Regions from separate parts of the Homo sapiens genome. Here region 1 is linked to region 2. A link is a contact called in ENCODE Hi-C or POLR2A ChIA-PET data. All regions are on one chromosome and are shown on one strand. Each heading gives the region's core, a stretch centred on a gene start or an enhancer-like site at or near the end of the contact. The rest is flanking DNA. Distances are from core to core; before and after follow the strand shown. Region 1 overlaps ABCC1 (ATP binding cassette subfamily C member 1 (ABCC1 blood group)). Region 2 overlaps MYH11 (myosin heavy chain 11).

The links. Hi-C counts contacts between places; a loop is a spot of excess contacts on that map. ChIA-PET counts read pairs that join two places held with the same protein, here RNA polymerase II (POLR2A).
Region 1: a map of DLD1 shows a loop between it and region 2 (6-fold over the local background). The contact joins two enhancer-like sites. A Hi-C loop is called at or near these places in 1 of 168 maps with a recorded cell type or tissue (DLD1). POLR2A ChIA-PET finds 5 or more read pairs at or near these places in 2 of 52 experiments (A673 and Panc1).

Annotation. Positions count from the first base shown.
Region 1 is chr16:16,057,612-16,063,714 of GRCh38, reverse strand. All of the region lies in intron 12 of ABCC1 (ATP binding cassette subfamily C member 1 (ABCC1 blood group)), which reads right to left. Among named protein-coding and RNA genes, the nearest start is that of ABCC1, 110 kb to the right of the region's middle. Within about 2 kb of position 3,679, at least 7 of the 41 ENCODE cell types and tissues checked have a DNase peak (open chromatin) inside an H3K27ac peak, as active enhancers do.
Region 2 is chr16:15,792,897-15,798,954 of GRCh38, reverse strand. MYH11 (myosin heavy chain 11) reads left to right here. Exons shown (of 41, transcript NM_002474.3): 4 at 268-295. Among named protein-coding and RNA genes, the nearest start is that of MYH11, 61 kb to the left of the region's middle. Within about 2 kb of position 4,439, at least 3 of the 41 ENCODE cell types and tissues checked have a DNase peak (open chromatin) inside an H3K27ac peak, as active enhancers do.

The DNA of each region.
Region 1 (6,103 bases), core at 2,430-4,929, 270 kb before region 2:
GAGACGTTGTTATTCCCAACATTATCTTGGGAACTCCTAGATCCAGCCATGCCTGGAACCCCATTCATGCTTAAAAGTCTTTTTCTAGACTTTTTAGTTTTGTGACTCAAAAATCCCCCTCTTCTCTTACTCTAGTTGATTTAAGCTAGGTTTCTGTTATTTGCAAGACAGTTCCTAATTAATATGATTTATTTCAACCTCTCATTCATTCATGTATTTATTCATTTACCTACATACATTTACAGAGCATGAACTATTTGCCAAGGTCCCTATGCTTTGCTGGTACAAGCACAAAATGACAAGGTCTGACTGGGCATGGTAGCTCACACCTGCAATCCCAGCACTTTGGGAGGCCGAGGTGGGCGGATCACTTGAGGTCAGGAGTTTGAGACCAGCCTGGCCAACATGGTGAAACCCCATCTCTACTAAAAAGACAAAAAATTAGCCAGGTGTGGTGGCGCACACCTGTAATCCCAGCTCTTCGGGAGGCTGAGGCAGGAGAATCAGCTGAACCTGGGAGGTGGAGGTTGCAGTGAGCTGTGATTGTGCCACTGCACTCCAGCCTGGGCGGCAGAATGAGACTCCGTCTCAAAAATACAGAAATGTATAAATATATAAATAAATAAAATGACATGGTCGTGGCAGTGTCTCCATGGGCCCTAGGATATGATCAGCAGAGAACTACAGGACAGATCATTACCATAGAGAATGATGAATTATTCTAACAAAGGGAGATTCAGGGTAAACAGAAGGCAAGAAGCTCACAAATCATCCAAGACAGAAAATGTTAAATATTGACGGCTGCCTGGCGATGCTATTTTAGGAAAGTGCATTAGGTGGACGTGGTAAATGCCAGGTTTGCCATTCCAGAAAAACAGTCCCATCAGTCCCTGGATGGCATCCCTGGCCTTCCCCGGCCTCTGTGTTCCATCACACCTACCGCTGGGTAAACACCTCATCGTCTTTGAAGCACAGGAATGCACACCAGTGGAAAAAACACTCAGGCACCTTCCAGGGGAACTAAAGGCCACATATTTTATCCTAATGTAGTCAGAGGCTTCGATGCCTCGGCCAGGACAAGGTCTCCCCAGCTGACACCCAGGCCCATCTGTTTCTTGCCAAACAGCTCAACAAACTCTGTCTCTGGAAACTCCGGGAAACTAAATGGCAAGAAAGCTCAAGAAAAGGTTAAGTAAAGCCGGTAGCCGGGCTCAGTATTTCACATCTGTAATCCCAGCTACTCCAGAGGCTGAAGCAGGAGGATCGCTTTAGCTCAGGAGTTGGAGGTTGCAGTGAGCTGTGATCAAGCCACTGTACTCCAGCCTGGACAGCAAAACAAGACCCTGTCTCTTTAAAAAAGAAAGAAAGAAAGAAAAAAGAGAAGAAAAGCCAGTCCTGCTCTTAAGCATCTTCTGCTGTGGTTTCCTAATGGGGAACAGGGCAGGAAGTGATAAGCAAAGTTTGGTGACAGCCTGGAAACTGTGGGTTTTGCCAACGAATCCAATGTGCAGAGCAAAAAGCTGTGAGAACACGCTGCCCATCCCCTCCTAAGCGGGACACAAGGCACAGACCAAACCTCATCACCAGCGCCCTCTGGCTTGTATCTTTTCCTCTGAGACAAGACCTTTCAAAATGCCATCAAGGCCAGGTGCAGTGGCTCATACCTACAATCCCAGCACTTTGGGAGACAGAGGCAGGCGGACTGCTCGAGCTCAGGAGTTTGAAAACATCCTGGGCAACAAAGTGAGACCCTGTCTCTGCAAAATTACAGAAATTAGCTGGGCATGGTGGTGCATGCTTGTAGTCCCAGCTGCCTGGGAGGCTGAGGTTGGAGGATTACTTGAGCCTGGGAGGCAGAGGTTGCAGTGAGCCAAGATCATGTCACTGCACTCCAGCTTGGGCGGCAGTGTGAGACCCCATCTCAAAAAAAAAAAAAAAAAAAGAAAAAAAGAAAAAAAAAGCCATTTTGTATGTATTTATGTATGACTCTTACTATCACTTGTATAAAAGTAAAGTAAACAGAATCAAGTAACCATAACTACATGTATGACATGTATCCACCATTACAGTGATACAGACGTGGACTCTGGAAAAACACACAAGAAACATGGAGAGAGGGAAGCAAGGTGACTGGTGTTAGGAGGAAGGGCTTGGGCCTTTCACTATTGACTGTGGTTCTCAACTGGGAGAATTCTGTCCCCCAAGGGGACACTTCGCAATGCCTGGAGCCATTTTCTATTGTCACCACTGGGAAGAAGAGGGAGAGGTACGACTTAGCATCTGGCAGGTAGAGGCCACAGATGCTGGGAAACATCCTGCAATGTGCAGTCCAGGCCCTACAACACAGGGACAAAGGATGACCTGTTGGCGAATGTCAGCAGGCTGAGGTGGCCACGTGCGAAGTCCGGCTGTATGAATACCATCTGGTGCAGCTTTAATTATGTTTCACCATATGCAAATACATTACTTCCTACTTTATAAAGTAAGACCCACCGGGCATGGCGGCTCACACCTGTAATCCCAGCACTTTAGGAGGCCGAGGTGGGTGGACCACTAGAGGCCAGGAGTTTGAGACCAGCCTGGCCAACACGGCTAAACCCCATCTCTACTAAAAATACAAAAAATTGGCTTGGCATGGTGGCGTGCGCCTGTACTCCCAGCTACTCGGACGCTGAGGCAGGAGAATTGCTTGAACCCTGGTGAAACCCCGTCTCTACTAAAAATACAAAACTTAGCTGGGCATGGTAGTAGGCGCCTGTAATCCCAGCTACTCAGGAGGCTGAGGCAGGAGAATCGCTTGAACCCAAGAGGCAGAGATTGCAGTGAGCTGAGATCGTGCCAATGCACTCCAGCCTGGCGAGAGAGCAAGACTCCTTCTCAAAAAAAAAGGAGAGTCCAGGCGCGGTGGCTCACGCTTGTAATCCCAGCACGTTGGGAGATCAAGGCAGGTAGATCACTTGAGGTCAGGAGTTCGAGACCAGCCTGGCGAACATGACAAAAACCCATCTCTACTAAAAATATTAAAATTAACAAGGCATGGTAGTGCATGTTTGTAATCCCAGCTAGTCGGGGGACTGAGGCAGGAGAATTGCTTGAACTGGGAGATGGAGGTTGCAGTGAGCTGAGATGGCACCACTGCACTTCAGCCTGGGTGACAGAGTGAGACTCAGTCCCAAAAAAAACAAAAAAAGAGAGAGTTCATCAACGCACCCCGGTAAAGTCAAGGTATTGGAGTGTAAGAAGAATGCAATGTACAAGGCAGAATGCAGGGGCATTGGAGCTGGAAGTGATCTTAGGGAACATGGAGTTACAGAAGGGCAACAAGATGTCATTTCTTGCTCAACTCTAGGCCACTGGCACCAGTCACCTGGAGGGCTGCTTGAACATAACTCAGTGGGAAAGAACCCCATGAGTGACTGTGGGTGTCTGCTGTGGGCATGAGGAAGGAGGACAGGGCCCAGTATTTGACATGCTTGGAATCTAACCCCTTCATTTTCCATGTGACAAAATCTAGAGCCAGCGAGGTGAGATGACCAGCTTTGGGGTCACACTGTGAGCTGGCAGTAGAATGTGGCAGGTGTCCTGATTCTCAGAAGAACATTCCAGTCCTCTAAGCCAGGGGCTGGCCAACAAGGATGGCTCAGGTCCACATTTGGCCCACACCTGTTTACATACGGCCCATGAGCTCAGCATTGATTTCATTTTTTTTATTTTTTTTGAGACAGAGTCTTGTTCTGTTGCCCAGGCTTAGAGTGCAGTGGCGTGACCTCAGCTCGCTGCGATCTCCGCCTCCCGGGTTCAAACGATTCCCGTACCTCAGCCTCCCAAAAAGCTTGGATGACCAGCATGCTCCACCACACCTGGCTAATTTTTTTTTGTGGGGGGCTGGGAGGGGGTGGGGGGGCAGCAGCAGGAAAGGGTCTCACTCTGTTGCCCAGCCAGGAGTGTGTGGCATGATCTTGGCTCACTGCAACTTCTGCCTCCTGGGTTGAAGCGATCCTCCTGCCTCAGCCTCCCGAGTAGCTATGACCACAGGTGCGCACCACCACTTCCAGCTAATTTTTGTATTTTTAGTATAGACGGGGTTTCACCACGTTGGCTAGGCTGGTCTCAATCTGCTAGCCTCAAGCAACCCGCCCGCCTCGGCCTCCCAAAGTGCTGAGATTACAGGCATGAGCCCCTGCGCCCAGCCAGATTTCATATTTTTTAAAAGTTAAAAAAATCAAAACAATATTACATGACACATGCAAATTCTATAAAATTCAAATTTTGGTGTCTCTAAATACTTTTTTACAGGAACACAGCCACACCCATCGATTTCCATATTATCTAAGGCTGTTTTTGCACTACGCTGGAAGAGACTGGTATTTGTGACAGAGACTGTATGGCCCGGAATTCCGAAAGTATTTACAGAAAAAGTTTCTTTACTCCTACTTTCTGCCAGTCTCTCTCGAAATTTAATGTGCATACACACCACCTAGAGAACTAGTTACAACTCAGATTCCGTTTCAGTGGATCTGGGCTGAGGCCTGAAATTCTGCACCGTTAACAAGCACCAGGTGATGCCATGGCTGCTGGTCCACGGACCAGACTTTAGGCAGTGAGGATCCACTCCGGTGTCTCTACATGTCAACCTGAACCAGAAGCAGCAGCACCTAGGGATATGTTAGGAAAGCAAATACTCAGGCCCCAACCAGACCTACTAAAACTGAAAATTTGGGTGGGGCCCAGAAAGCTGAGTTTTATAGTAACAAGCTAACAGCCAGCACTGTGGCTCATGCCTGTAATCCCAGCACTTTCGGAGGCCAAGGCGGGTAGATCTCCTGAGGTCAGGAGTTCGAGACCAGCCTGGCCAACATGGTGAAACACCATCTCTACACTAAAGATATTTTAAAAATTAGCTGAGCATGGTTGCTGCATGCCTGTAATCCCAGCTACTCAGAGGCTGAGGTGGAAGAATCGCTTGAACCCGGGAGGCAGAGATTGCAGTGAGCCAAGATAGTGCCATAGCAATCCAACCTGGGTGACAGACTGGGACTTCATCTCAATAAATGAATAAATAATAAAATATAATAACAAGCTCTCCAGGTGATTCTGATGCAGGCTTGAATTTGAACACCATCTCTCCTGCAGTTCCAGACCCTGAGAGAAGTAAGGCAAGACTAAGAAAATTCAGTGGGAGCATGAACACGCTTTCGCAAATGCTGAAACAGCTGGAGCTTCCTTAGACATTCCACCTGAAACTCAACAAAGATGAAGCAGATGGTAGTTTAACAGAAAAGTTCATATTCATAAACATGTTTAACTCTGCTTCACAGAAACTTGCCAGAAAAACATATAATTTGCCAACCTGACCAAGAAGGAATAGTTGTAATGAGCACAACATTACAAAAAGAATGACACAGTTAATAAAAAGACAGAAAGAAAAAACAAACATGGGGCATGATCTGAAGTCATCCTTCACCATTAACTGTTTTTAACTGTGCTTAAAAAGGGAATTTCCAAAGTCCATCTCTGTATGGTCTCCTGATTTGCGGCCAACTTTGCAAATTGTAAGTTGCACTGTTGTCTTTAAACTTTTCAAAGCCAGCTAGGCAGGGATAGACCCATTACCATACCCCAGGACAGGTACCAGAACTTTCAGTGTAGCATGGATCATAACAGCAAAAAAAACAGGGAACAACCTGTTTTTGCAAGGAATGGGAGAAAGGGTAATTCCAGCAGGGCGCATCTGCACGTCAGACAAGCATCCATCATGAACACAAATGAAACAAGCTGGGAGTGGTAGCAGTGCACCTGGAGTCCCAGCTACTTAGGAAACTAAAGCAGGAGGATTGCTTGGGCCCAGGAGTTCAAGGCTGCAGTGAGCTATGATCGCACCACAGTACTCCAGCCTGGGGGACAGAGCGAGACCCCATTTCAAAACAAAACCCCCCAAAAAACTAAAATGAAGTAGACCAGAATGAACGAACCAAGACTATATATTGTTAACCAAAGAAAAGAGAACACTATGTACAGTATGATTCCATTTATATCTGTCAAAGTATTTTTAAATACCTATATGCTTGTCCATTTTTCTCTAAAAGCGTACACGAAACTGTCA
Region 2 (6,058 bases), core at 3,190-5,689:
GCTGATGTGGCTGGATGCTAATGACTCCTGGATCAGTCAGGCTCCAGCATCTTTCTGGGGCTGCCTCTGGGACTTTGGGGCTGCCCTTTTGGCTTTGGTCGTGGCCCCTGTAGCCTGGGCAATGAGCCCAGCTGACCTGTTGTCACTTCCAATGAGGCCAGCATGGAGAAGCTTTAGAATGGGAGGGCCCTGGGAGGAGCCAAGTCCAGACCCTTAGCTCAGAGCTCATTTTAATTCATGGCTCTTTTTTCTTCTTTCTGTTTGCAGATCGGGAGGACCAGTCCATTCTATGCACGTAAGTGGAACTGCTTTTTCTTCTGTTTTTTTTTTGTTTTTTTTTTTTTTTAATCTGTAGTCGAGATCCAACCTATGAAAGAAAAGATCCATGAGTGCAGAGATCTTTGATTTGTTCATGGTTCCAAGTGCCTCTCTTTATACCTGGCACCATGTAGATGCTCACTAAACATTTGTGATATATGGTCTTCTGCGGAGGCAGGCAAACTTAAACTCTTAATGACACCTGCTATCATTTGGTTCCATACCTCTCCTCCTTCTAAAAAACTAGCATTTATTGAACATGTACTCTGTGCCAGGACTTGAACTAAAGATTTTATATGCAGAATCTTATCTAATTGCATAACAGCCATCTGTGTTGATAGGGAAGATGTTAAACTGTCACTTTAGTATTTCACATTTATCAAGCCACAAACACATCAGTGCCATATTTGGTGATTGGTATCACTGTTTCTTTGAAGACCTAGGTACATAGGCAGAAGATAGTAACTCAATTTTAGAATCATTGAGAGAGTTTTCACTATTGTATTTATATGCAAGTAACATATATTAATATATATTGTTGATTCATTGACATTGAACTCACAGCCAGCAGCTCTGTGGCTGATGCCTGGATGAAGTTTATCTGATGTGTATTTATTACATAATGGGTATCACAACTTTATTGTGCTTGGAAACATGAGCCAACACTTGAGCACTATGCTGGGGACATTTTTGTATGTGTGCTGCCGAAGGGAGCACATCTGAGGGGACATTTTAAACTGCAAAATAACTAACAAAAAGCCACAAAAATACAAAAAAAGGTGGCACTAAATACACTACAGAAAGGACACTTGTTTACAGTATGAGAGTTGAAACTAGAAGGTAGAGCATTCCCCTGTTCAACCTGAGCTGGGAACGTGTGCATTGGGGGAATCGAATTTTCCTTACTCTGCACATGTTCACAAATGACTACAAAAGTGCCATGAATATTGATTTTGGGGTTACAAATAACTTTCAGCAGGTCGGTGAATTTGAAAATATAGAATATATAAATAATGAGGATAGACTGTGCATATATATATTTACATAATATATAATATGTATTATATTTAATATATTTATATTTATATATATATATATTTGAAGGTCTGGAAGCAACTAAAGCTATAATCAACAGAGGTTATTTAAATAAAATATAGCATTTCCAGGTAGCCACTACAAAGAGTGAGGCTGATCTATTTATGCTGAGAGAGAACGCTCTTTATAGATAATACCGTTGAGTGGAAAACACAGGGGCAAACCAGCATATGCATAATGTAACCGTGTGTGTCTTTAAAAAGAGCAGGATTGCATGGACGTGCATATGTTTCCTATTTGCATGAAATTATCTGGAAGGACAATTAAAAACTAGTAATTAGAATTTCAGATGGTGATGGATGGTAGGATGGCAATGAACTGTATTGAGAGAAGATTGAAACAATTAATAAGTTTGGGGTTGATATAGATAGAAAACCTGGAAACAATAAAACAAAGGCAATTATAAACTCCAGGAAAAAACAAAAGTTGGGATGGAAGGAGAAGTAATCACATTGGACTAAGGAGCCCAGCTGTGCAAGTTTGGAGTATTTATCTAACCAGAATAACTCCCTGTGATGGACTTGGCTCTGTGGGGAAAGGGAAGAGGATTAGATGGGAACTGAATTCTCATATTCCATGGTAGGATGTACACATTTGATGTTTGACAATGAATAGTCTGGATCTAGAGATATAATGCTACCTAGCTATGAGGATATAAATGCTAAAACAACCTGCCGACTTGGTTTCCTAGTTTTCTGGCTTCTAGGGGTCACCTGCATTCCTTGGCTCATGGTCTCTTCCTCCATCTTTAAATCCTGCAGCATGGTATCTTCAAATCTCTTTCTCTGGTCCCCCTACCTCTCTCTTATAAGGCCCAGTACCTTTGTGGTTATATTAGCCCCACCTAGATGATCCAAGACAGTCTCCTCATCTCAAGCAAACATATTCACAGATTCTGAGGATAGGCCATGGACATTCTTGTGGGGGCTGTTTTTCAGCTAGCCACAGAGGCATTTGATCCCCTAGGAGCCAAACCCATGTGTGAGCCACATGTCATCTCCCCAGGAACCAAAATAGTGTAGCTCAACTGCCCTCTGTTGAGTGAATGAATTAAGTGTGGTAACAGAGAGGTGCAGGAAAGAGTAGGACTTTCAGATGGCTTCCTAGCTATGTAGCTATGCACGGGTCACTTGACCTCTCTGAGCTGAGCTTATGGAGAGGCTGTGAAGATGAAGAAGAGGCCACCCTGCTCTCATTTCCAGCACCCATGCCATCAGCAGGTGCTGTTTCATCTAAAACGGTGCTATCCAAAAGAACTTTGTGATGAGCACAAAGTTCACTTAAAAGTTCACTTAATTGAGCTCTTAAAAAGTGGCAAGTATATTGCAGAACTGAATTTTTAAGATTTTAGTTAATTTAGATAGCGGTTCCTGCCTTGGACGGTATGATGCTGAAATATTTCTCATCTCTGTCCATTCCTCTGACTCCACCGCCTCTTCCTAGTTCAGGGTCCCGTCACCTCTCACCAGGGCCTCTGTAGCAGTCTCTTAAGCTCCCTGCTCCCATTGCTTGCTTGCTTCCTTCCTTTAATAAATATACATTATAAGAATATTCACTCATTATTCATTGAATAAATATTCATTAGCATGCTGTCATAAAGTGTGGATTCCAGAACCTAACCCCTTGGGTTTGAATTCTGGCCCCATCATCGTCTAGTTAGTTGTATGCTCCAGGAAATAAGTCAGTTCACTTCTCTGAGCCTCAGTTTCCCCATCTGTAAAATGGGAACAATAAGCACCCCATTGGGTTGTTGGAAGGATGAAATGAGTCACTACATGTGAAGAACTGAGAAACAGGCCACTGCCCCATGGTGAGCACTTTGTAAGGATCAGCTGCTATTGTAGTGAAAGTGCTCACTATTTTTTAAAAATCCTTCCTGCAATCCAGTATCCATCTTGCAGTTTGTTTGTTTGTTTGTTTGTTTGTTTTTGAGATGGAGTTTTGCTCTCATTGCCCAGGCTAGAGTGCAATGGCGTGATCTTGGCTCACAGCAACCTCCACCTCCCAGGTTCAAGTGATTCTCCTGCCTCAGCCTCCCGAGTAGCTGGGATAACAGGCATGTACCACCATGCCTGGCTAATTTTGTATTTTTAGTAGAGACAGGGTTTTGTCATGTTGGTCAGGCTGGTCTCGAACTCCTGACCTCAGGTGACCCGGGGAGCCTCGGCCTCCCAAGTGCTGGGATTACAGGCATGAGCCGCTGAGCCTGGCCCATCCTGCAGTTTGTTGTTGTTGTTGATTTTTTTGTTGAGACAGAGTCTCACTCTGTTGCCCAGGCTGGAGTGCAGTGGTGCGATCTTGGCTCACTGCAACCCCCGCCTCCTGGGTTCAAGCAATTCTCCTGCCTCAGCTTCCCGAGTATTATGCCATCATGCCCAGCTAATTTTTGTATTGTTAATAGAGATGGGTTTTCTCCATGTTGGCCAGCCTGGTCTCAAACTCCTGATCTCAGGTGATCCACCCACCTCAGTCAGCCTCCCAAAGTGCTGGGATTACAGGCATGAGCCACTTCGCCCAGCCCATCCTGCAGTTCTGATTCTCCCCACACTGGTTCTAAAGTCCCGTTCCCCTCGTGAAATGGTTTCCTGCACCCATGAGAATAAAACTCAGATTCCTTACTGTGACTTGGAAGACTGAGTGTGATCTGCTCTTCCCTCTTCACTTCCTGCTGTCCTCCTCTGTTGTGGCCCTCCAGCCATGCTGGGAGCCATTCTGTCTCATACCTGGGCCCAGCATTTCCCTCCCTTGGACCTCTGTCCATACTGTTTGCCCTGCCTGGCCCACCCTTCCCTCCATCCTTCCCACAGGGCTCTCTTGTAACTTTCAAGGCTCAGCAACTCCCTGGCTTCCCCATCCACAGCCTCCCCTCTCCTCCCTTCCCCTCGATCTTCTCAGTCACATCACCCAGATGTAGCAATGATATCTCCACCACGAACTATCTTGATTATTTGTTTACTTGGCTATTGTGTATCTCCATCTCCTGGAATGCAGCGTTAGCAAGGACTTGGCACACTGCCCACACACAGCCAGTGCTGGAGAAGGAGGCCTTAGCCATTGTTAGGAAGGAAATCCCAAAACGATCAGACTTTTATTTGCAAATGCATCCAGTCAGCCCAGAACCACCAACATCTTCAGTCTCTGTATTCAATTTTATTTTGCTTGTTGTGAAATTCAGCCAAAGTGACTTGAAGGACCTACAAGTTGACAGCAGGGCTGAGCTTTTACGCGTAGTTGGTGCTTAAGAGAAGCCAGGCTGGAGCCAACTGTTTGGTTATGCAGTTAAGAAACTGAAAATTGGCCGCGCACTGTGGCTCAGGCCTGTAATCCCAGCACTTTGGGAGGCCGAGGCGGGCGGATCACGAGGTCAGGAGTTCGAGACCATCCTGGCTAACACGGTGAAACCCCATCTCTACTAAAAAAATACAAAAAAATTAGCTGGGCATGGTGGCGGGTGCCTGTAGTCCCAGCTATTCAGGAGGCTGAGGCAGGAGAATGGTGTGAACCTGGGGGGCGGGGCTTGCAGTTAGCAGAGATCGCACCACTGCACTCCAGCCTGGGTGACAGAGCGAGACTCTGTCTCAAAAAAAAAAAAAAAAGAAAAGAAAAGAAACTGAAAATTGGCCACGCACCGTGGCTCACGCCTGTAATCCCAGCACTTTGGGAGGCCGAGGCGGGTGGATCACGAGGTCAGGAGTTCGAGACCATCCTGGCTAACACGGTGAAACCCCATCTCTACTAAAAAAAATACAAAAAAATTAGCCGGGCATGGTGGCGGGTGCCTGTAGTCCCAGCTATTCAGGAGGCTGAGGCAGGAGAATGGCGTGAACCTGGGGGGCGGAGCTTGCAGTGAGCTGAGATCACGCCAGTGCACTCCAGCCTGGGTGACAGAGCGAGACTCTGTCTCAAAAAAAAAAAAAAAAAAAAAAGAAAAGAAAAGAAACTGAAAATTGGCTGGGTGTGGTGGCTTATGCCTGGAAACTCAGGGCCTTGAGAGGCCGAGGCGGGAGGGTGGCTGGAAGCCAGAAGTTTGAGACCAAACTGAGGAACACAGTAAGACCCCATTACTACAAAAAATTTAAAAATTAGCTAGGTGGGATGGTGCATGCCTGTAGTCCCAGCTACTCAGGAGGTTGGGGAGGGAGGATCACTTGAGCTTGGGAGTTAGAGGCTAAGTGAGCTATGATGGCACCACTGCACCTCAGCCTGGGCAACAGAGCAAGACCCAGAGACAGGAAGGAAGGAAAGGAAGGGAAGGAAGACAAGAAAGGAAGGAAACTGAAAGCTGAATAAATGTAATTTTTAGGCCTGAGTTGTATTTTGTCTAGCATGTAATCCATCCAGTATAATCAGTTTAATTAGAGGCCATGGGCCTGGCTGGAGATAGAGCTGTGTGATCAGGGGGCTAAAGTAAGAGGAGGAGGGTGGTTTCACATAAAATTAGAGAGAGGTAAGGGGGTGCTTCCAGGCCCTGGGGAGGAGTTTAAACTTTCGTCTAAAATGGATGACAGGCTGGGCATGGTGGCTCATGCCTGTAATCCTAGCACTTCGGGAGGCCAAGGCAGGCTGATCGCTTGAGCTCAGGAGTTCAAGACCAGCCTGGCCAACATGGCCAAACCCCCTCTCTACAAAAACAAAAATTAGCTGA